Linked DNA regions of Homo sapiens: all the other regions are linked to region 1. Evidence: chromatin loops called from intact Hi-C (ENCODE). Cell type or tissue: CD4-positive, alpha-beta T cell. All regions are shown on one strand. Links, peaks and the distances in the headings refer to the core of each region. The heading gives the core; the rest is flanking DNA. Region 1 has its middle 76 kb from the start of GLIS3. Region 2 has its middle 14 kb from the start of PUM3. Region 3 has its middle 16 kb from the start of GLIS3. Region 4 overlaps RFX3 (regulatory factor X3).

Region 1 (5,694 bases), core at 482-5,481:
TTTCCCATTGCACCAACCAAAATGGAATCTCTCTTTCTGTTTTCATTATATATATAGTTATTGTACCTATTTTGTAGGATTGATGTAGGGTTGCCAGAGAAAATACAGGTGCCTAGTCAAATTTCAATTTCAGATAAATACATTTTTGGTATAAACATATTTTAAGGCCTTCTCTTCCTGGTTCTTCCCAGAGTCAGGAAAAGCTGGACTGAGAGGGTGAAAGAAAAAAATATAAACAAACAAAAACATGTTTTAAATATTTTGGAGAAACAGTGAATATGTTTTCAGTGTATCTGAAATATTTCTGATAAACATTGAATAATTGCACCTGGGATATACTTATACTAAAAAAGTGTTCATTGTTTATCTGAAACTGAAATGTAACTGGCATTATGTAATTTTATTTTCTAAACCTGGCAACCCAGACTGAGGATTAATTATATATATATATAGTATCTGGCACATAGTAAATGCTCATTAAAATTACTTTCATAATTGAGCTTCTACACACCCTCATAAGTGGTAATAATTAGCATTTGTATATTACTTTACTATCTCCAAAGTCTTCTCATGTTCACGATCATTCTAATCTTTTAATGGTTCTGTGGTATACCCATTTACCAGATGAAGGAGTTAAGCCTCATACACATAAGTTTTACTGGCTGCAGAGTAATCCATGGTATGCTTTACAATCTTATAGACATGTATTTTTGAATATTTAATATTGGTTGCTATTATAAATATTATTAAATGAACTTCTAAGAGCATGTTTTTTACAACTACGTTAAAAACTTCTTAGGTTAGAGATCACGACTGTTTTTTCCTCCATTGCCCAACTAAAAGTAATACTCAGTAAATATTGCCTAAACAAGTGCAACTTTCAGATTATTGCTAGCTTTGTCTAATAATGAAAAAATAATATTAATAGCATCTTATACTATATAACAATAATATTATTAGTGTCTTGTAATAATGTAAAACCAGCCATATTCTAGATGGCCTACATTTCATAATAGAATCTTCACACTACTTTGCGAAATAAGATAGCATTATTACCCTGTATTAGGGTTCTCCGGAGGGACAGAACTAGCAGGATATATGTATATATGAAAGGGAACTGGCTCACAGGATCACAAGGTGAAATCCCACGATAGGCCGTCTGTAAGCTGAGGAAGAAAGAAGCCAGTAGTGGCTCAGTCCAAAGCAGGGAAGGCTGTGGCCAAAGGCCTGAGAGCCCCCAGCAAACAACTGGTGTAACTCCAAGATTCCAAAAGCCAAAGAACCTGGAGTCTGATGTCCTAGGGTGGGAGGAATGGAAGGAAGCATCCAGCATGGGAGAAAGATGAAAGCCAGGAGACTCAGCAAGCCAGCTTATCCCACCTTCTTCCTCCTGCTTTGTTCCAGATGCGCTGGCAGCCAGTTGGATGGTGGCCACCCACATCGAGGATGGGTCTTCCTCTACCAGTCCTCTGACTCAAATGTCAGTCTCCTCTGGCAACACCCTCACAGACACACCCAGAAACAATGCTTTACCAGCTATCTAGGCATCCTTCAATCAATTTGACACCTAATATTAACCGTCACAAACCCTGTGTTACAGATCAGGACTTTGAGGCACAAAGGGGTCAGGGAATTTTCTGCCAAGTTATTGGGCTAGTAAGTGGTGGGGCTGGGAGGCAATCTCAGGTGGTCTGGCTCAGAGCCTGCATCCTTTGCCATTGCACTAATCAGCCTCCAGCAGTGGAATCAGTGGCTCAAAGAACACGCGCATTTGCAAGCATCCTGATGCATATTGCAAAGTCACCTTCTGCAAAGACTGTGCCTGTATACTCTCCCACCAGAACACAGGAGTATCTCAGTGTAGCCTTTTCAGCATTGAGTATTCTCATTAAAACTTTTTTCTCATATTTGATAGGTTAAAAATAGTATCTAATAGTTTTTGTTATATTTATTTGATTACAATAGGTTGAGCTTTCTTTTTTGTCAGGGTGAAAAAGTTATATTTCTTCTTTTATAAGATGTATATTTACATTAGTACCCACTGGCATATTAGGACGGAACCAACTACCTACATGACTTCTATTTTCGTGACTTGCTAATGACTTACAAAAGTCAGGTTTGCTTGTCTTTTAGCTTTGTGTTTGGACACTTGGCTTATAAAGTTTAAACATAAATAGAAATATGTCAGTCTTTCCTTTGTGGTTTCTTCTGTTGCTCTTGTGTTTAGAAAGAGAGCATATAGATTCTACTTTTTAAACTGAATAATGTCTTCCATTGTTTTTTCAAAGGCTCTCCCCAGGAAAAACAATCTTCAGCCTCTGAAATCTCTCCTTGGATACTCCTAATGCTTTAAATTCTTGACACCTGAAAAGATGAATTAGTTTTTCTTTCGTAAGTTTTCCCCACCAACCTGTTTCCTTCCTAACATCTTCCCCTGAAAGGAACCATTTGTCTCTGCTTCAGGGACAATCTCTCCACCAGAGTCATGCCTGAGAACTTTGAAGGAGCGCACACCAAACCCCACCCCAACTTTTTTTCAATCCAGATTGCTAACCCAACTGTTCTGAACGATCATAAGGCTTTATATTTTGTCTGGTGTTTCAGCAGAATTCAGCATATGTCTCATATGTGACCTCAGCATTCCTGTGAAGCTCACAGCTCAGGGACTCACTTTCTTTTACAGATGAACAAAGACTGAGAAGTTAAGTGAGCCAATGAAACGTGTAGCTGGCACTAGAAACTGGTTATTCTAATGCCTGCTCTTGTGATCTTTGTACTATTCCAAAGTTTCTTAGGAATGACTTACTATCACGACAGGAGAGCTAAAGACTCACACAACCATGTTTTCTGTCAAGTACTAGTGTTTTAGAAGGTTCTAAAACTTTCCCACTCGCACTGACTGTTATTGGTTGGCAACAGGAAATACTCTTAACATTTGTTTTATGTGCACATATTTTAAAAAGCCACTAGACAATGATGAGCATGTTTTATGACTGTAGAAGCAAACATTCCATAAGGAGGGACGTGTAGTTCTACTTAGTTGTTACTTTTTACATCCTTACACATTATAAAGCCATGTGTCTGTGGATTATCTTTTGTTAGCCACAAGATGGTACCATTGCACAACCTAGAGAGAGCATCAGTCAGCTGAAAACATCTTCAGAAAGATTAATCTTCAATGTAGCACAAACACAGAAGAAACCTTACATTTATATTATAAAACAGTCGCAAATTGTTTTCATCCTTCATTAAAGGTATAAAGGAAACTTGTATATACTATAATTTGATATATCCCTTTTCTCTCTGTACCCACACTCTCAACCTGAAAAAAGCCAAAGTTCTGTTTGTTCCACGAGAACTTTGTGATCTCCTTTACTTCTACTGAAGGAGATATTTGTCATTCTGATGTTGGGAGTTCATTAGACTTGATTGTAACTCCCCTTCCCTTCAAACCTCTTTTGAACGAGGCTGATTATAGGAGGTCAGCACTCCTGAAAGAATTCCAAATTCATTTTTGCAAAGTGGGAAATGACTAAGAACAGTGGGTTCTGTCAGGATAAGATAGGATTTGCATTTAAGATCAAGCAGAGAGCAATCAAAGCATCATTTTATAATAATAGTGAAAAGTTAGAAACAACACAAATGTCCAACAGTAGGGGGGTTGAAATAATCATCTAGCGGCAAACTGTTGCAAATTGTAAATAGCAAGCTGCAGAATAATATTTCACCACATAGAAAAATGCTCGAGATGAGTTGTCAGGTGGAAAAAAATGGATGGCAAAATAGTATATTCAATTGTGTGCACATATGTGCATGTGTGTTGATGGCAGATGCGTGCAATAAATAAGTGACGGTGGTTCTCTCCGAGTGTAGCTAATTGACTTTCTTGGACGTTTGAGTCTTGTATACATTTTTTATTATAAGCCTGCTTTATGTATGTGATCATTCATCTAGAAGATGAGAGGGCTTTGCTGCCAACTTAGGTCTCATTCTCTTCCTCCTGGTGGAGAAGACAAGATGCCCTGATTGACAGCCTTGTCGGAACCACACAGAGGAGGAAGGGGGAATAGTTCCCCAAGAAAGGGATGTGAGAGAGACAGCCGCCATGTGTGAGCTTTGCCTGGACAGGCTTAAGGGCATCTTAAGGGCTTCAGGCTGAGCCTGTGTGAGGGGCTCTTTTAGAGACTGGCCAATAATTAGTTGGAAATCCTATCCATATTAGACCCAATATTGGTTCTTTTGAAATATGCTATAAGGTGGAAGTTTCAAGATAGCAAGGAGCCCGGAGAACAGTCAAAAGTATCCACAGCAGCCCTTTCCATCTTTTTCCTTTGCAGGGATAGATAAAGCAGGGAGTAAGATATAGAGGATTTAGCCCATAACAGCCATTGCTTCAGAGAAGGGGAGTTGTTCTAATTCATTTTGTAACTTCTCTTGGAGGAGAAATACCTGATGGTGCTGGCATCCAATTAGAAGGCAGTATCACTGAAGCAGTTTCAACAAGCAGGTCCTTCTCTGCCCTTCAGTAGCAAAATTAAATAGAGGAATACAGGTGGACAGATTTCGTGTATCCGCCAAAAGCATCACCATTACCTATTCCATTCGTTGCAAGATGTGAAATGTAACTGTTAAAAAGGTGCCCATGTATGAAGTAAATTGTTCAATAGTCACAGTTTGAAAATTACATTTTCGGCCAGGCGCGGTGGCTCACACCTGTAATCCCAGCACTGTGGGAGGCCGAGGCAGGCAGATCACGAGGTCAGGAATTTGAGACCAGCCTAGCCAACATGGTAAAACCCCGTCTCTACTAAAAATACAAAAATTAACTGGGCGTGGTTGTGCGCATCTGTAATCCCAGCTACTCGGGAGACTGAGGCAGGAGAATTGCTTGAACCCAGGAGGTGGAGGTTGCATGAGCCGAGATCGTGCCATTGCACTACAGCCTGGGCGACAAGAGCAAGACTCCGTCTCAAAAAAAAAAAAAAAGAAAAGAAAATTATGTTTTCCCCTAGATAACAAAAACTCATTAATTTCTAAGTGTTAGGAAGTATTTTTTTAGCTCCCAAAAGGATAACTTGGCCAGGGAGTTTGCATCGTATTTAAATATTTCAAATTGATTATTGGTGTAAATTGAGTGGTCCCAGAAATACGTGCAGCTTCAACAGTTTTTCCCCCCAGAGCAGTTTGTTCCCCAATGCTGGATGTGGATCAACTCTATCAGAACCATGTGGAAAGGATTTAACCTCCCATCCGCATCCCCTACTACTCCCAGATTCTGAATTAGTAGTTCTTCAGTGAATCTTGAGATTTCCCAATTTCCCCCAGGTGATTCTGAAATACAGCCAGGATGGGAAACTACTGATTTAGGTGAAGGGGACCTGGAAGCTGTTAACTGCTCATACTCTGCCTTAATGCATGCGTGATCAGTGATGTCTGAGAATGGCATTCTAGGTACACCAGGTACTATCAGGAAAGTTCAGTTTTATATAAGTAAGCATCATTTTGAGATGGGGAAATCACAAAAGCCCGTATTTTTCTGTGCTTGGAACTTAGGAAACAGGGAAGCCACTTTTCTGGGGGTTATCCCTAGTTCTGAGATAGGCCATTTAATATTCCAACTTGTGTTTTTCTTTATGGTACATTTTTGCTTTCTGCAAACTTCTGTGCAGTACCTACTAGTACCAATCACTGCAC
Region 2 (5,694 bases), core at 349-5,348, 1.5 Mb after region 1:
CCACTAATCCAATACTTGAATCTTCTTCCCCAAATCCATAAAAGGTGTAACTGGGGCTTGCCTATGCTTGCATACTTCTGATGAATTAGAACTCACTACTAGAGATGCTAACATATCTTCCTCTTAGAACATTTGTGACTGAATGCTCTTCTGCTGTTGAACCTAATTATTTCCCCTTCGTTTGTGGTCTTAGACTAGTGACTGCACTTACTGTCTAAATTGTACAGTCTTCTATGTGTCAGCCCCAACCTGTGAGCAACACGCTTTATCCCCCTCCCTGTCATGACCCACGCTCCTTCTCACGTTGAAACATCTCAAATCCTTTGTACTATTTCCTATACATATCCTGAATCGTCAGCATCCTTAACTCTCTGCTTGAGGTGTTCCAATTTGTCTGTATCTAATTTTAAAATGTGATTTTCCAAACAGAGTACAACTTTCCAGGTTGGTTTGCCTCACCCAAAAGAGAGTAAATGCATCATCTCTTTGATTCAAGACATTCAACTTCTTCCCTCAATGTAGCCCAAAATTTCCTAAATCAACTCTCCCATTCCTATTAACTCATTTGATGAAAACAAGTTCATATGCCAGTGTGAGTCTAGAAGACTGGTTTCCCACAGAAAAAAGGAGAAGATGGCAGATCTTACAAACTAATAAGATACGAGAATGGCTGATTATTTATTTTTAAATGTTCTGAATTCACCTAATTTGTGCTTAGCATACATCTCTTCACTTGTGAGAAAGTATACCATTAGCAAGATCCTCAGACACCTTTCAGGGGACTCACACATCCTCTTAATACGCCACTCCAGTCTAGTAAGCTCCAGAAAAAGAGTGGAGTGACTGTGCTGGGACTTGTCCTTGGTGACTGCTTGCTGGCGCCACCTACTGGGATCAGCGTCTCTTTCCAGGTTCGTACATTCTTGGGAACGAAGACTGAGTTCCCCAATATGCAGTTTGTAGAGTTTATTTTCTTCCCATCTTAGAAAATGTAAAGGATGTGAAGTTCTTGCTTGCAGTCTCTTGTTACCCATGAGATTAAAAAAGTCCCACTAGCAGCAGTTCCATGATCTCATTTGCATATTATCTCAGTAAACTACAACTTTGATTTGCCTGGGCCATGAGACACAAAGGTAAAATGATTAATATTCTTACCCATGTTGTTCATGATGAGAAAGTGAGACAATTTACAAATAAATTAAATTATTAATAACAAAATTACTTTCATTTGTACTATTGAAAGTTAGTTAACACGTATTCTTCTCTTCCTCATATATTTATATTTATATTTATAGTTTATCCCAGTCTCTAGAGTATTTAGCTATATATATATATAAATATTTAGCTACATATATATATAAATATGTGTATTCTATTTGATAGCAATAGAAATTTGCTCATGACCCACAACAAACATTTTGTAGAGAGACAGTATAAAATGCAGATGGTTTTGGGGGGTGGAAGTTGTTTTTTATTTTGTTTTAGATACAGGGTCTCACTCTGTTGCCCAGGCTGGATGGAGTGCAGTGGTGTGATCATGGCTTACTGTAACCTCGATCTCATGGACTTAAGCAACCCTTGTGCCTCAGCACCTCAAGTAGCTGGAACTACAGGCATGAGCCACCACACCAGGTTAAGTTTTTAATATTTTGTAGAAACAAGGTCTGGCTATATTGGCCAGGCTGCTCTCAAACTCCTGGCCTCAAGTGATCCTCCCACCTTAGCCTCCCAAAGCACTGGAATTACAGGTGTGGGCCACTGCACCTGATCTTTTCTTTAAAAAAAATGTAACTTAAAAAAAAAATCTCTTTAACTCATTTCTTCTTTGAGTGTGGCCAGCTTGAGGGAGGCTTTACTTTCTTCAGTTGGCAAAAATGTATGATACAGTCATTAAAAAGGCACTGAACCAAAGGTTATTAACTTGGGGTCTTCCAATATTCAAGAGATTCATGGACAGAAATCAAGAGGTTCATGGACAGAAACAGTTTCTAAATATATATATATTTATATATATATAAATATATATATTCTAAATATATTATTATAATAATATAATCATTATATATATAATTTTTTGTTTGTTTTTGTTTGTTTGTCTTGTTTTTTTCTTTTTTTTGAGACAGACTTTCTCTCTGTTGCCCAGGTTGGAGTGCAATGGCGCGATCTTGGCTCACTGCAACCTCCACCTCCCAGGTGCAAGTGCTTCTCCTGCCTCAGCCTCCCAAGTAGCTGAGATTACAGACGCCCACCACTGCGCCTGGCCAATTTTTTGTATTTTTAGTAGGGACAGGGTTTCGCCATGTTGGCCAGGCTGGTTTCGAACTCCTGACCTCAGGTGATCTGCCCACCTCGGCCTCCCAAAGTGCTAGGACTATAGGCGTGAGTCACCATGCCTGGCCAGTGAAAATATTTTTTAAAGGAACATAAGAAAGGAGGAAGGGAAAGAGAGAGAGAGAAGGGAAAAGAAAATACACCTTTATTTTTTTTTACTAACTTTTAAGTAAAATTATAGTTTATAAAATATGATTGTTAAGCCACAACATCATATTATAGTTGTTGCAGATATTTTGAGATATTGTTTTTGCTTATTGCTATTTCAAGATTACAATGGATAGGAGGCCTGCCTCTGGCTTTTATTATTTACTGCATTCATAAAAAAGCACATATATTACTATGTCTTGCATTTGCTTAAATATTCCAGTAGCAGCTTTTCAATATAACTGGCTTCCGTTGCAATCCTACGCATCCTATTTTTTGCATTTAAAATCACAATGCTGAGAAGGAGTTCAGAAGTCTCACCAGACTGCCATAGGGATTAAGAGCTCCTGCATTAAACTCTTTTGAGAGCTTTGTTGGGAAAAACAGAATCCTTCAGGCCATCCTGTGCCAGGGGAACCGAATTGCCTCAGAACAGACAGAACCTTTGCCTCTGTGGTTCTAGACCCTGACTTTAGAAGAGATGTTAATAATAATGAAAGACTCTCCTTTCTAGCCTGGAGAGTATTGCAGAATCCTGGAGAGTATGCCATCCTGGTGATTTTGGGTACCATTGGGTATTTCAGGGAAATAGTGCCATCTGGTGGCTGATGCTCCTCCTCCGGTGCACACTTCTGTTTGTCTTGTAATTAGAAACATTCATAGCGAAACACAGTGGCATTTAAAAGTATCAGCGCATAGCTCTTCCCCATTTCCGTCCACTGCGTGTGTTTAGTTTTGTCAATTCACAAATCTCACAGATTCAATGAATGATAATGCTCAGTGTTCTGTGGAATCACATTTTTGTCTCCTTTTTAGAAATGTTTAGCAGAAGACAGTGATTGGCAATTTGAATTCCAATTCTCAAGGCTTCAATAATGGTAAAGGTCCCTCTTCCCTCAAAATAGCATTTTCATTTTTTATAATGCCTGGATCATTTCAAATACAAGGTGTACAAAGAGATATCAGGGCTGTAGGGTTGTGAGTGGGGCGTGATATCTGCAGGCTTCAGGTGATGTTGATGTTAGTGGATTCCCGGGGTTTCTGACACACTGACCCTGGGTTTTCTTTCATATGTTGGTCAAGTTGCCCTTGACTCAACAGTTATGATTCTGATTCTGGCTCTGCATGTGGGCTCTGCTAGTTTTCCCCACCTTCTTTACTGCTTTTTACAACTTCCACTGCCCACTTCTTGGTCCAAGCTACCAGCACTTTTTCTCAGATTATTGAAAGAGTCTCTTAACTGGTCTACCTTCTTCCACATTTTCCCCGCTAAGTTCATTCCCCACATGGCAGCCAGAATGATACTGTAAAACCACAAGTTAGATCGTACCCACCCCTCTGCTCACAATCCCTTTCCTTCAGAGAAAAAACAGAAGTCTTCGCAATATCCAAGACACTGTAATCAGGCTCACAGATAACCCCCTAAACCCATCTCCTTCTCCACTTACCCTCACCAACAATACTGACCTTCTTGCTGTTCTTCAAACAAAGCATGGCTCTGCCTCAGGACATCTGCACTTGCTGTTCCCTCTGCCTAAAACACTGTTCCTCCAGTTACTAACATGGCGCATTCTGCATTCTCTTGCTTCTTTCAAGGGCCCAGAGACTGTGTGGCCCGTTCTTTATTTTTCTCCATAGTATTTATCACTATCTAAATTTTTATGTGCTTTACTTATTAATTTTTGTTGTTTTCTTCCTCTTGTTAGAACATAATCTCCATGAGTATAGAGATTGTCATCTTTGCTTCTTATTAAAGTTTCCCTAGTGTCTAAAAAAAAATGCCAGTCATGGAGCAATCAAATGCTTGTTAAATAAAAGACTCATATTTCCTGCCATGATGAGATCCCAATCTACCTGTTAGATGGACTCTGTTTTACTGTGCCTGTTGTGAGATCTGTCCCACCTGGACTCTCCTGGCCTGTGAGGGTCACTGGATGATTCTCAGGTATGTTCTGAGCTATGGCAGGTTTCTCTGCTGCTTATAGCATCAAAGCATCATTCCTGAGTTATAAACCTTAATGTTGAATGTCCTTCCTGAAAATAGCATAGGATGACTCAAAAAGTGGCTCTATTGATAACAAAGATACTTCTGTCAAAAATGAATGTACAAAGTTTACTAAATGAAATGTCAAAGTAAGAACAAGCAATATTTATAGATTTGTATATTATTTTTAAAGTGATTTTAAATGTGTCTGTGTCACTACATAAATTAATATTATAAGGAGACATATGCCTAGTACACTTACGTCTATAAAAATTTAGTTAACCAAATTGGCCGAAATATACTATTGGGGCTTCTTCAACTAATGGAAGAGAGGAGCTCTGTATATTCAAGCATATATAGTATTTGCTAAGACTCTCTCCCTCCCTCCTTCGCTCCCTCCCTGCCTCCCTTCCTTCCTTCTCCTCTCACCTCCCCTCCCTTCCCCTCTCCTCCCCTCCTTTCCTTTCATTCTTTGAGACAGGGTCTTGCACTGTTGCCCAGGCTGGAATGGAGTGGCACAATTATAGCTTAATGTAGCCTCAAACTGGGCTCAAGTGATCCTCCTGCCTCAGCTTCCCAAGAATCTGTGACTACTGGCATGCACCACCACGCCTGGATAATCTTTTAAAAATTTTTCGTAGAGATGGGTGGGGTCTCGCTATGTTGCCCAGGCTGGTCTTGAACTCCTGGCCTCAAGTGATTCTCCAACCTCAGCCTCCTGAACTGCCGGGATTACAGGCATGAGCCACAGCACCTGGCCTAGCCTCTCTTCCCTCTCTTCTTCCTCTGCCTTTCTACTCTTCACCTTTTCCTCCACTTCCCTTTTCTACTCTTCTCATCCTCCTCTTCTGTTTCATCTTCTTGACCTTTGTGCTTTGCTTTCTCTTCATCCTTTCTCATTATTTTCAAATATATACCTTTAAAAGATCTCCATTCTCCTTGGTCATATGTACCCATTCTTGTTCGCATGTCAATTTCTAGAGAGTAGAAAATAATTCAGAAGAAGAGTGGGGAAAATTAAATCTTCTTAGGTTGCTGAGAATGTCTAGGCACCTACACTGATGGACAAAGTCTGAGAATAGTCATGGGGAGGATGATTCCAGCCATAAACCTGGCAAAATATCACTCATTGCCCTCCCAGGTGTGGTGCTTCTCAGTACATAATTGCAAAAAAGCGGGGGTTTTTTAAGTATAGGGTATGTCTTAGTTATTCCTTCTGTTGCAGGTATGAA
Region 3 (5,694 bases), core at 341-5,340, 60 kb after region 1:
AAATTGCCCATAATTGGCCAGAGGGAGCTCTTTCAAGCTGGCTCCTATGTTATTTTGACACTGCCCCTTATATTTTTGAGGGTTTACGTTCTGTCACAAGATGCTTACGGCTCGCTTTGTACTTTCCCTGCCCTAGTCCTGGAATCAGCCATTTCTCCGTGCTTCCTTTTAGTGAGGGATGTATTCAGAAACGAAACTCTGGGCCCTAGGTGTGCTCACGACTACTGAGATGTCATTGATTCTAGGTGCTTTCAGTGAACAGAACTGGGAGATATACATTTCTTTAAATTTGTGGGTTCATCCTGGCCCCTCGAATTCCCATCAAACACCAGATAACTCTTCCTTACCTCCCCACTTTCCATCATTGTAACTGCCTTCCACCCACCACTTCTCCCGCAGCAAGACCCTGGCTCCCAAGAATACCAATACATTTGTTCAAAGCATGCATTTTAAAGCATGCTTCCTCCTTTCCCAGCTGCTGAAATAACTTACTTTGACATTCCTCAGTTTCTATAATTTTTCTAGTTGCTTTTCTGACATTATACACATGTTCTTTCTAAGTCTATCTTCACAGAGATTTTACCATGTAGATGTGCTTTTTTAATATTATTTATCATCAATCATACAAGGAACAATTCCCTTGGCTTGAGTAAGGCTGAAGAAGGTTATTGATAATAACTTCCATCTGCTTGGCAGCTTAAAGTTTACAGAGTACTCTTTTACATGTGCTACTTCATTCACTCTCAATGGTTTGAATTCTTTAGGTCCCAGACAAAATGAACAGTAAATAAATTCTGAGCTTCATGAATGTTTCACATAGTAGGAACTTGAATAATGCCTGCTCATTTTCTTTCTCTTAATTTTTTCTGTAGACCACCTTTGTGATCAACCTGCTGATTTTTAAAAAAGATACATTTAGAATCTATGACTAATGAAAATAGGTATCATATAAAAGGATGAATAATCGTAAGCAATACGTAATCTAAAATGTTTTATACTCACTTTAGCATTTTTTGCCATTGTTATTTCATAGGGATTTTGTGTCTTCTTTAGACTGATATTTTTAAAAAGACATCTGCTTCCTAAAGACATACCAATTACAAATGCCTTTAAAGCAGTGGTTCTCAAGTGTGGCTGCAAGAAGAATGTCTCGGGAAATGTGTGTGGAGGCTGCATCCCACAGTGATTAAATCGGAATCTTTAGGGTAGGCATCAGTACTGTAAAAAACTCTCTGGAAGATTTCACTGAGAAGCCAGTGCATGGGTAAGGAAAGGCTGTGCTAAGGATTGATGATGGCAGCTTGGGTCACAGGCTAAGTACAAGAGAACTTGATCTCCACCTCATTTCTGATGTAAAGACCGGTACTTAAAGTATGCAAGAATATATTTTGAGCTTAACCTTGCAGTCGAAAGGCACTGAATACATTCTTTCTTTTTCTTAGCCAATAGGATATCAAAGACCATCTTTTCTTTACTCTAAGTGCCCTGCTCAAGCATCCTCATCTTTCAACTAGATTAATCTCCTTGAAGGGACAGCAAGTCTTCACTTAACATTGTCAATAGGTTCTTAGACACTGTGACTTTAAGCAAAACATATTAAAAAACCAATTTTACCAACGGCTAATGGATATAAACAAGAGTTAAGTTCCTATGATGGTTTTTCTGGTCACAAAAACTTCTTCTAAATAAAGATCACCAACACTTCTCATATTAAACACGGAAATAAATTTGAGCTATGCATACATTTTTAAAAGATTAATAAAAATAACTAAGATAATTATGTACCAGCTTATTCCAGTTCAGGGTTGCAGATGGTCGAAGCTTATCCCAGCAGCTCAGGGGGCAAGGCAGGAACCAACTCTGGGCAGGCTGCCGTCCCATCTCAGGGCACACTCACACACATGCCTACGCTTACTCACACTGGGACCATTTAGACATGCTGATTCACCTAGCATGCACACTTTGGGGTATGGGTGGAAACCGGAGTACCCAGAGAAAACCCACATAGACATGTAGAGAACATGTACACTCCACACAGTGAATCTGGCCAGGAACTGATTTTGTTTTTCTCATCAATGTTATCACAAAATGATGTTGAATGAAATGATGATATTTAAGGACCTGCTGTACTACTCTGTCCCTAGCAAGGAGTAGGAGCTGCTAAAATATCTGTTGACTTGCAATAAAGTCAGTCCAGTTAAGGACCCACAAAAAATGAATATGTATTTTAAATGCAAAACAAGTTGTGGGACCTTATGGGAGAATCTGTGAAGGGGTTATGTGAGCAGTCACTGGATTTGCAAAGGTAGCTAGATGAGTTTAATGATTATTCTTTACAATTTAGCTTGTAGGAATCCTAACCTCTCTTCCAAAACCAGAAAAAGGTGGAGAAATCTTTTTTGTTGAGGATAGACTGACAGTGGCATTAGGAGAGGTGTGTTGGTGTGATGTATGCTTCATAAAGGGGAATAGCATATACATACATACATAGATATGCATGTATTTAAAATTTCCATTGTGATCATCCCAGATAAATATGTGTTTTCTTTTAAAAATACAATATGTAATATCCTGCTTCCTTTCTAAAATTTAGAGTAGCAGAGTTTTGTGAACAACTTGGTGTTTCAGGGCAACAGCATCCCAAGAGGTAATACGAGATATCTGCTCTAAGAGGCCTGCATTCTAGAACCCCATACCTGGAAGAACATGTCCTGGTACTGCTGAGCTAGGGTCAGGGCTAATGCTGGGGAACGGGCGCCACCTACTGACGGCCCAAGTCACTCTTTCTCCTTCCAGGAACCTCCCTCTTGGGTTTGGTTAAGAGCAGTATCTCAAGAGAGGCTGGCCCCAAAAGACCCAGGGAGGTTGTCTCCAGTCCCCACTGTGTTTTGCAGGAAAGTTCATGAGAATGTAGCCACACAAAGTGAGGTGTTCTGAGTGTATGTCTTCCATGAAAAGAGTTTTCCATGGAAAACTCTATTTCTAAGGCATGTAGGCGGCAGAGGGTGAAGTTTAGGAATTAACTCTGTTTTAGAAGGGTTTGAATCAATTTAAAGGCTTTAAAAAATAGAGGTTCATTTTATTTAAAAATAAAACTTTAAACTTATTATTAAATGGAGAGCATACAGAAAATTGTCATTGCATATAGAGTTTTAGAACATGGACTGAGTGAGCAGGCCTTGAAATACTAACAATAAGGACCCCAGAGTCTCCCGGCAAACCATTCAGTCTCAGGCTTCTTGTGTAGGAGATAGGCATGATCACTTGTCCTCTCAACATCATGTTGGGTCAGCTTGAAAAGTGCACTAGAGACTGACAAGATGACGAGATTTGTTTCTTCCACTAGGAAATGCATCTGGGACACATGATTTTAAGTGTGAGAAAGGCCACTTCCCAAATTAACTGAGATCCAAAATTAGACTCTTTCTCTTCTCTTTGGTGGGAGTTGTATCTCCGAGAAAAGACACTCTGGTTGAGTCAGTACACAGAAGAGCAGGAGAGAGTGGAAGGACCACAAGGGAAGAGAGGAAATATTTCTTCAGTAGCTATAGAATGGCTTCACAAGCTATGGTCTTGGCAAACTGGCTTTCGGGGCTTCCCATTTTCACCCTCAGCAGCTCTGAATCCCTGAGAGTTCCAGCACTATTCATCCCAAAGGAATAGAGCTAACAGCAGGGTTCGCTGGGTGCCCGGCCCTGAGCTTAATGCCTTTTGCAGATTGGTTCATCCATTCTCCCTACAGCCCTATGAAGGCTCAGGGACAGAGGTTAAAGGAACTTGCCCAAAATCCCAGAGCTAATGAATGAGAAAGCTGAAATCTAAACCCAGTTCTGCCTGGCTCCAGAAAAATCAGTGTTCTTTTTCATGTGAGTTCTGAACCTCTCATGGTGGCTTTTCAGAAACTGCTAGTGGAAGCATCTTGGAACTAGAGAAGATATGAAAGATTCCGTAGCTGTCTCTTTTCTTAGTAGAGGTTTACCCTGCACTGTGAGTGACAGAAGATCCCTTACTTTCTTTCTTTTTTGCCTGAAGACCACATAGCATCATCAAAGTTCTAGACTGCCTTAAATGGAAAAAGCAGTATTTACCTATTGACTTCATTGTATATGCACATGCAAACATATTGTGTGCATGCATCTTTTTTTGCATGGAGTGGGGAAGTTGAACAAAGAGTAAGGACACTGAGGAAACAGAGAGCATTGGGTGGCAGGTAGCTACACAGTGCCAAGACATGCAGCCTGGGAGAAAGAGCACTGGACTGGAAGTCAAGGGTTCTTGATTCTAATTCTGATCCTGCCATTAATAAAAAACAACACCAGCTCACATTTGAGTGCTTACAATGTATTAAGTATCATTTCACACATTTTATAAATATTAATTCACTTAATCCTCATGACCATCCTATGAGATAAGTACTATTACTATTCCCACATTGCTGCTGAGAAAACTGAGGCACACAAAGGTTAAGTTACTTGCCCCGGGTCACACCAGCTAATAAACGCTAGAGTTGGCTTAAACTCAGGCAATATGGCTAACTACATTTTTATGTAACGCCATCTCTCAACTACCTGATTTATTGATTTTGTCAGTGACTCTTTCTGGACTTCAGTTTTTCCCATTTACACATTTATATTTTTAACAAATATTGAGGCCCAAGCCTGTGTAAGACCTTGTAAATCAGATAGAGGTGTAAAAGACCATGCACGCTGATCACCTACCTCCTGCAACACACACCCAGTGGAAAATGCAAGGGAGAGGAAGTCCACGTGCACTTGAGACTCCCAGGGAAGGCTGCGGGAGGAGGTGGCATTGGAACTTGATCTTAAGGTGGGAGACTGGTCCAGGAAGGGCATCTCAGCAGAGGTAAAACTCAAGGTGTGTTTGGAGACTCTAGTAACTAGTCCATTTTGACTCAAGAACAGAGTATTGGGCAGGGGATACTGCCAGAGAGAAAAATCAAGGTCCAAGATCAAGGAGTCACATCCAGGACCATTAATCTGACAACTGCCTGTCAGCCAAATTTGTGTGGGGAGAGACTGGAGGCCAATGGAGCCACGCGGAGGTTAGAGAAATGGTCTGGCTGAGAGAACTGAGGACCTCAAGTTGGGTGGTGGGAGGAGACGGGTTCTGAAAAATGGAAGCTGATGCCAGAAACATCCAGAAAGCAGGGAAGGTGAGATGGAGAGGGGGAGGTGGCACAGTGAGCAGAATGGCTGAAGAGGGAGCAGCAATGGCTGAGAAAGAAGACAGCTGCTCAAACTAAGATCCCTGTGGGCTATGGAGGCAGACACACTTGCCAGAGTTAATGGAGCTGTGCGGAGGAAGCTTAGGGTGACACTCATTAGAGGAGTTTGATGACAGCTACACCTACTATGTGCCAGGCATTCTGTATGTCCAACCTCCACCTCCCATGTTATCTCTAATCAACAAAAGAGTACTGTTACACAGGTATGTGGAATTCAGTTTGAGGCTTTTTTGTCTTCCCCAAAGAAACAGCATAGCATAGTGCTAAAAGGACAGACTCTGAAGCCACAAGACTGGAAAAAGTAGAGGAGCTACTGTCATTGTGTATCCTGGGGAGGTGATTTAATTTTTCTGTACCTCAGTGTGTGCATGTGGGGCTAACGTTACCAACCTCGTAGTGTTACTGTGAGGATTAAATGAACTAATATATGTAACATGCCTGGCCTGAGT
Region 4 (5,694 bases), core at 258-5,257, 1.1 Mb after region 1:
TTGAACCCAGGAGGTGGAGGTTGCAGTGAGACAAGGTCACGCCACTGCACTCCAGCCTGGGCGACAAAGCGGGACTCCATCTCAAAAAAAAAAAATAATAAAAATAGAAAAAAAGAAGAAGAAATGAGACACAGAACCAAAAAGTAACTTGCCCAAGGTCACACAACCACTAAATTGTGAAATCAGGTTCTGAAACCACGCAGTCTGGCACCAAAGTCCTTGCTGTTAATCTGCCATGCTTATGACCTGCTACAGATTGGAGTAGGATTGGAGTAGGAACAATTTCAAGGGCAAACCTGCAAAATAGTCACAAACTTTGCTGGGTATTTGTTTTGCCTTTACAGGTGCTTGCTTTGGAAAAGGTGTCAGTTAAATAGTTTCATAAGCAAGCAAAAAGACTTTCCTTTTAAGGTGACTTAAGAACAATGAATGTATCTTTTCAATAATGTGAACTCAGTTTTACTGAGTTTTAAAATTAACATTACTTACATTATTTGAGCAGGCAGGCAGGAAAGAACAACCCGTTTTACATATAAACAAGATATATACAAGCATACAAACTATTACTTTTAAATTGACTTTAATGCTGTCATTTCAATGTTATAAATGTTGTTGGTGTTTTGAAATAAAGACTGCTATACAATGGACTCCCCTAAGCTGGAAACAGCTTCACAGTCCCAAGAAGTTTTCCTGTAAATGTCAGTATGCTACTACATTAATACTGCCTAGTAAATTATTTAAAGCATATGCAATTCTAGAGTTTTTTTTTTTTGCCTAAATGATAAAAAGGAAACAATTTATTTATTGCTAAAATTTATATAATTTTTAAATTTTCATTTAAATATTATAAATTTGTCCACAAGCTTTCTGGCAGTGGTGAAATTTTAAGAGTAAGAATAAAATAAAATAAATGAGTTGCATCTGTTTACATACCTGTTAAATAAACAATTTTAAAAATCATAAAGCTTTCCATACAACTCTGACCAGACAAATTGAGCAGAAAAATGTCCTTTTATTCAAATGTTATGGCTGTTTAGAATCTTTCTGCTTTATCTCTTTAAAACATACATAGTCCATTAATATATTCACTGAATCTTTGAAATTTTGATTGCTTCATAAAATGATTTTGTTACAAACCTTTTAATAATCTATTAAATATATCAATTCTTTTAATCATAATTTAATTATACTTAATATTATGTCTAAGCCACCTCTTTAGCCATTTTCAAATAAAGAGAAACCAGTAGAGTCTTTAAGTGTTCAATTGCGAATATCAATATAGAAAAGATAATATTTCAGTAATAGAGAAAAATTTAACCTGTAACAATTTAACATCAAAAGAAAAATGTCTTGGATTCATCAAAATTGATATACTCAGTTAATTTTTTTGGAAGGAAAAAAATCTTCAAAACCTAGAAACTGAAGAAGAGCAATAATAATTGAACATGTAAGCTTTTGGGATAAAAGCTCAGTGAAAGAATTCCATTTGGTGGAAGTAGAATTACATTCATAGTAAACAAATATTGGTGCTTAAAGTAAAATCAAACCAAAGAAAAACAAATTTTAGCAAGCATTGTGCTAGTGTGACTAGGGAATACACTTTAAATGTGCCTGTTGAACAATAGACTTGTTACAACAGTATTTTAAAAGCAAAGAATATTATCACAAGTCGAGATAGTTTGCAGGAAAAAAAAAAACAATCATGGAAGAGTAGTGGCTTAGAAAATGTAAGGAATACTTGTCAAAAATTATACTGTTGATTGTTATTTAGAGTGAAGCTTATTATTTACTATATTAGTATTTTTCCAATTGAGGGCAGGCCTTGTGCCAATCCCTATTCTAGATGTCTTACATTCTTATTTGATACTGATTGAAACCTTGCAAAAGATGTCTCAGTATCCCTATTTCACCAGTGAGGAAAAGAGAAATTGAAAGTTGCCCCAAATCAAAACTAGCAAGTGGTAGAACTAACTTTAGAAAGTAGGACTGCCTCACTTCAAATAGTCAAATGGGATGGGCTTAATCTATCTTTCAGTTTTTCACCATATAAATTATTATAGTTTCAAAATAGGGATTATGTGCAACTCCCCCAAACACACAAACACATAGACACACATTTTCTCTCTGACAATCACAAGCCAGGTGCCTAGCTTAAAAGTTTTTATTACTTTGTTTCAGAGTTTTTTTTCCTCTGCCTTACAGGATGCCTCTTAATACGCTTGCCATCTTTTCCCCTTGCACTTTTTGTTAGTAGATATTTAGAATATGAAAACTAAATGGAATATTAGTCTAAGCAAATTGCATTTGGAAAACTAAATCTGCCGGAAAAGAACAAATTACACCCTACAGCTCCTGTACACCCATCCTGAGACCAGACCTAAATCAAACATTTTTTTAAAGAAGTCGTAGTTTGGTTTTAGTTGTAAATCTGCTCATCTACATTAGCACAATTTCTGACAACTTGAAAATAAATTATAGAAGTGACCCCAAAGTTCCAGAGAATTGGCTCCGTGTCCCATTTTTTCTTCCTTGTTCCTGGTTTGTCATTCTGTTCATTTCTCTTCTTGGATTTGAGAAAGGAATCTGTTGACTCAGCAGCCCAGGGCTGCGGTTCTTTCTCTCTGGGATCCCTGCTCATTAGCTTCCTATGCGTGGCTTTCTTCCCTGCTGGCTCTGGGCTATAACCTCTCCTCTCATCCTCTTCAGGGAATGGAGAAAATTTGCTTATAACTGTGATCTAAACATAATCATGCAATAGGTACCCTAAAAATACTCAAGGAAGGAAGTACAAAGGACAGACTACCAATTGATAGGACGTCTTCTTGGATTTCATGATTGATACATTAGATTTCTTTACTCTGGGCAAAAAAAAAAAAAACAAAAAACTCCTAGACCAAAAAGTGTACCTTCTCCTTAGAAAGTGCCTGTCAATACTATTTCAGAGAAATACTATGAAGTTGGACTTTTGTGGGTGCTTACGACAGCAATTTCCCTAAAGAGCTTAGAAGTGGGGAAATAAACCAAAATAGAAGTTGAAGACTTTTTAAAATATTTCAAGGACTAAAATGGTCACTGTAGACATCAGGAAAGAAATCTCAGCACACAGTCCTCTTCAGCAAAGTCCACCGCTAAGTTATTTGTTTAGTAAAGAGTTTGTCAGGTAGCACTGCAGCTATTTGGGCAGACCCAACCAGAGAAAAAGATTCCCTGGCATAGAGTAAGCATGACGGTGCCACCTACTGGCCACTTTGCCACACTCTGTCATCCTGTGCCTAGCCCAAGTGGCTCTTGGCTTTGACACTGTCTTTATGGTGGTTTTGCTCTCAACCACAGGTGAAGATAGTGGTTGCTGGCCCCCCTGATAAATAAATAACTCTTGTTTGGGATAGGCAAATTCCTAAACTCACAGGAATTGTTTTCTTTCTTTATACCATCCTTGTATAAAATATACTACCATAAAATGTCATAAAAATTAGAGATTCTCTGCAAGAATATGGGCCTTATGTGATGATAATACAAGCACTTCAAACCTGATTGATGCTTGTTGTGAAGGTTTTCTTAGTACAAAGGGAACATGTTTCTACACTGCCACTCTGATTGTCTCTCCAGTTAATGATTTCCAGAAAAGAGAAGTGGTATAATCAAAATTAAGATATAGTCCTCTGATAGAATAAATTAATGCTATGCTTTCCTATTAAATAATATAGGTGTTTTCAAGGGGAGCCAGTGTTAAATTAGGAGCAAGGTTCGTTCTATTTCCCCAATAGTTTTACTTGCATAAAGGATATGCTGCCTGGCCCAACCCTGCAATTTACAGGGCCCAGGATACCATGTGTCTAAATATTTTAAAAGTTATGAATCAGACTATAAATAAAATCTGTTCTATCCACCTACCTTGACAAATATGTCTTGATAACAACTTGGAAGGCTGAGTTTGGATTTGAAATTCTGTCTCCCCTGAGTTCCATACCAGAAAATATTGACATAGACATAGCCAGCCCGTGTCGCCAGCCTCTGGCCCTAGACTGCTTCATCACTCCCCATCTTATATTATGAACAGCTTTGTGCTCAGATTTGTGGACACCTCAGCCCAGTCTTCAAGTTTTGTCTACCTTTTGCAAACAGCTGCCCCTTTTTGGCTGTCTCTTCATGCCTCTGAATGGTAGAGTTGGAGAAGAGAACTGCCAGGGCCTGGAAGGGAACTCAGAGCCACGGGGCAGGGAATTCTAGGGTCTCAGATAAGAAGAGGTGGTATGGGAGGAGGGAGGGAAGCACAGGCTCCAAGAAGTCACATCCAGCTGGCTCTGTGGACTCCTTACACTGTAGGAAAGGGACTGGCAATGGAAAACACAAAGCAGAGTTCTCCATAGTGTGGGTCTTGGGCCAAAGGCCCCTCTTGCTTTGGCCTTAATGGTGGTGTTAAATGCTCCTGTTTTTGAGGCTACTTTTCTCTTCAAAGGCAACTAAGGCCAATATTGTAATCTGAACACTTCACCGCCTGCACACTCACTTGTAAGTGTGTCTTAGACATTTAAACACAATTAGGTACACCTGTTGCTATGTCCCCAAGGCAGGCAGAAAAGCCGGAACAGTTAGAATCATGCTGCCCTGTTTACAGATTGGCCAGTAGCACACATTGCCAGGATAGCTGTCTAGCCCACAACAGCAAGACCAACAGCCACTGCGGGCAGGATTTGCCCACGTGTGGAGCAAACTGCCAGAGATCTTGGCCTTCTTAGCAGGTTTCAATAAAAACTATTTAAAGATACATAGAAAAGTACACATACACATACAAAGAAAAGTAACCAAGGAACACAAGGTTTTACCAAATGGAATGTTGTTAATCCTTGCAAATATTATAAAACTAGAAATTAAAGTCAGCAACCTTTTCCTCGCTTGCAAAACCATGTATCAGTGCTAAATGCAGAATGCTTTGATTTATTTGGTTCTTGTTTGGGAGACATTTAAGGAAAATAATAATGCTCTGGACTCCTTATATTGAAATTTCAAGATGTTTCTTTTCACCATCAAAAACATCCAGAATAGCTGCCATTACCTACCTTTTTTGAATCAGTTTTATTATCTCTGTTTTTTTTTTTTTTCTTTGAGATGGAATTTTGCTCTTGTTGCCCAGGCTGGAGTGCAATGGTGATCTCGGCTCACTATGACACAGCCTCTGCCTCCCGGGTTCAAGCGATTCTCCTGCCTCAGCCTCCCGAGTAGCTGGGATTATAGGCATGCGCAACCACGCCCAGCTAATTTTGTATTTGTATTTTTAGTAGAGACGGGGTTTCTCCATGTCGGTCAGGCTGGTGTCAAACTCCCGACCTCACGTGATCCGCCTGCCTCGGACTGATCACTTTTATTAAGTAACGTTAATAGAATTGAAATCACAGGAAATTGCAGAGCTATATATTATTTGTAAAATTCAGAATGTTGCAAAGTTCAAGTTAAGTATGGAATGCTGAAAAGAGAAGCATTGAGTCAGGAAGTTCCAAATCTGCGTGTGAACAATCTTCCTGATTCTCTAAAAAGGGCTTTAAAGGGCCTATTTCTTCATTGACTTCTTTGAAGAACAGAGAGAAACACTCGGGTTAGGCCAAGGTTTACATGCTGATAACTCATCTAAGTTCATCAGCTATTTCCAGTTGTGTAATCACCCCCATTCCAGCAAACACATGCACACACAAGCAC

The links. Peaks named below come from ENCODE experiments on the same cell type or tissue, not always from the same donor. Only the 100,000 strongest peaks of a DNase experiment are listed, where the experiment ranks them.
Region 2: a loop joins it to region 1, with 15 times the contacts of the local background. A loop is called at or near these places in 55 of 110 quality-filtered maps.
Region 3: a loop joins it to region 1, with 8 times the contacts of the local background. A loop is called at or near these places in 70 of 110 quality-filtered maps.
Region 4: a loop joins it to region 1, with 2.9 times the contacts of the local background. A loop is called at or near these places in 13 of 110 quality-filtered maps.

Annotation. Positions count from the first base shown.
Region 1 is chr9:4,372,963-4,378,656 of GRCh38, reverse strand. It overlaps a transcript of GLIS3 not described here. Among named protein-coding and RNA genes, the nearest start is that of GLIS3, 76 kb to the right of the region's middle. In CD4-positive, alpha-beta T cell, for the core only: no CTCF peak of the experiment used is centred there; a DNase peak (open chromatin) is centred at 3,116.
Region 2 is chr9:2,855,168-2,860,861 of GRCh38, reverse strand. No RefSeq gene overlaps it. Among named protein-coding and RNA genes, the nearest start is that of PUM3, 14 kb to the right of the region's middle. In CD4-positive, alpha-beta T cell, for the core only: CTCF peaks have their summits at 710, 910 (motif pointing left), 2,855 and 3,054 (motif pointing left); DNase peaks (open chromatin) are centred at 881 and 3,071.
Region 3 is chr9:4,312,862-4,318,555 of GRCh38, reverse strand. It overlaps a transcript of GLIS3 not described here. Among named protein-coding and RNA genes, the nearest start is that of GLIS3, 16 kb to the right of the region's middle. In CD4-positive, alpha-beta T cell, for the core only: a CTCF peak has its summit at 2,754 (motif pointing left); a DNase peak (open chromatin) is centred at 2,765.
Region 4 is chr9:3,238,409-3,244,102 of GRCh38, reverse strand. The region is part of intron 15 of RFX3 (regulatory factor X3); the gene reads left to right. Among named protein-coding and RNA genes, the nearest start is that of LINC01231, 60 kb to the right of the region's middle. In CD4-positive, alpha-beta T cell, for the core only: a CTCF peak has its summit at 3,254 (motif pointing left); a DNase peak (open chromatin) is centred at 3,232.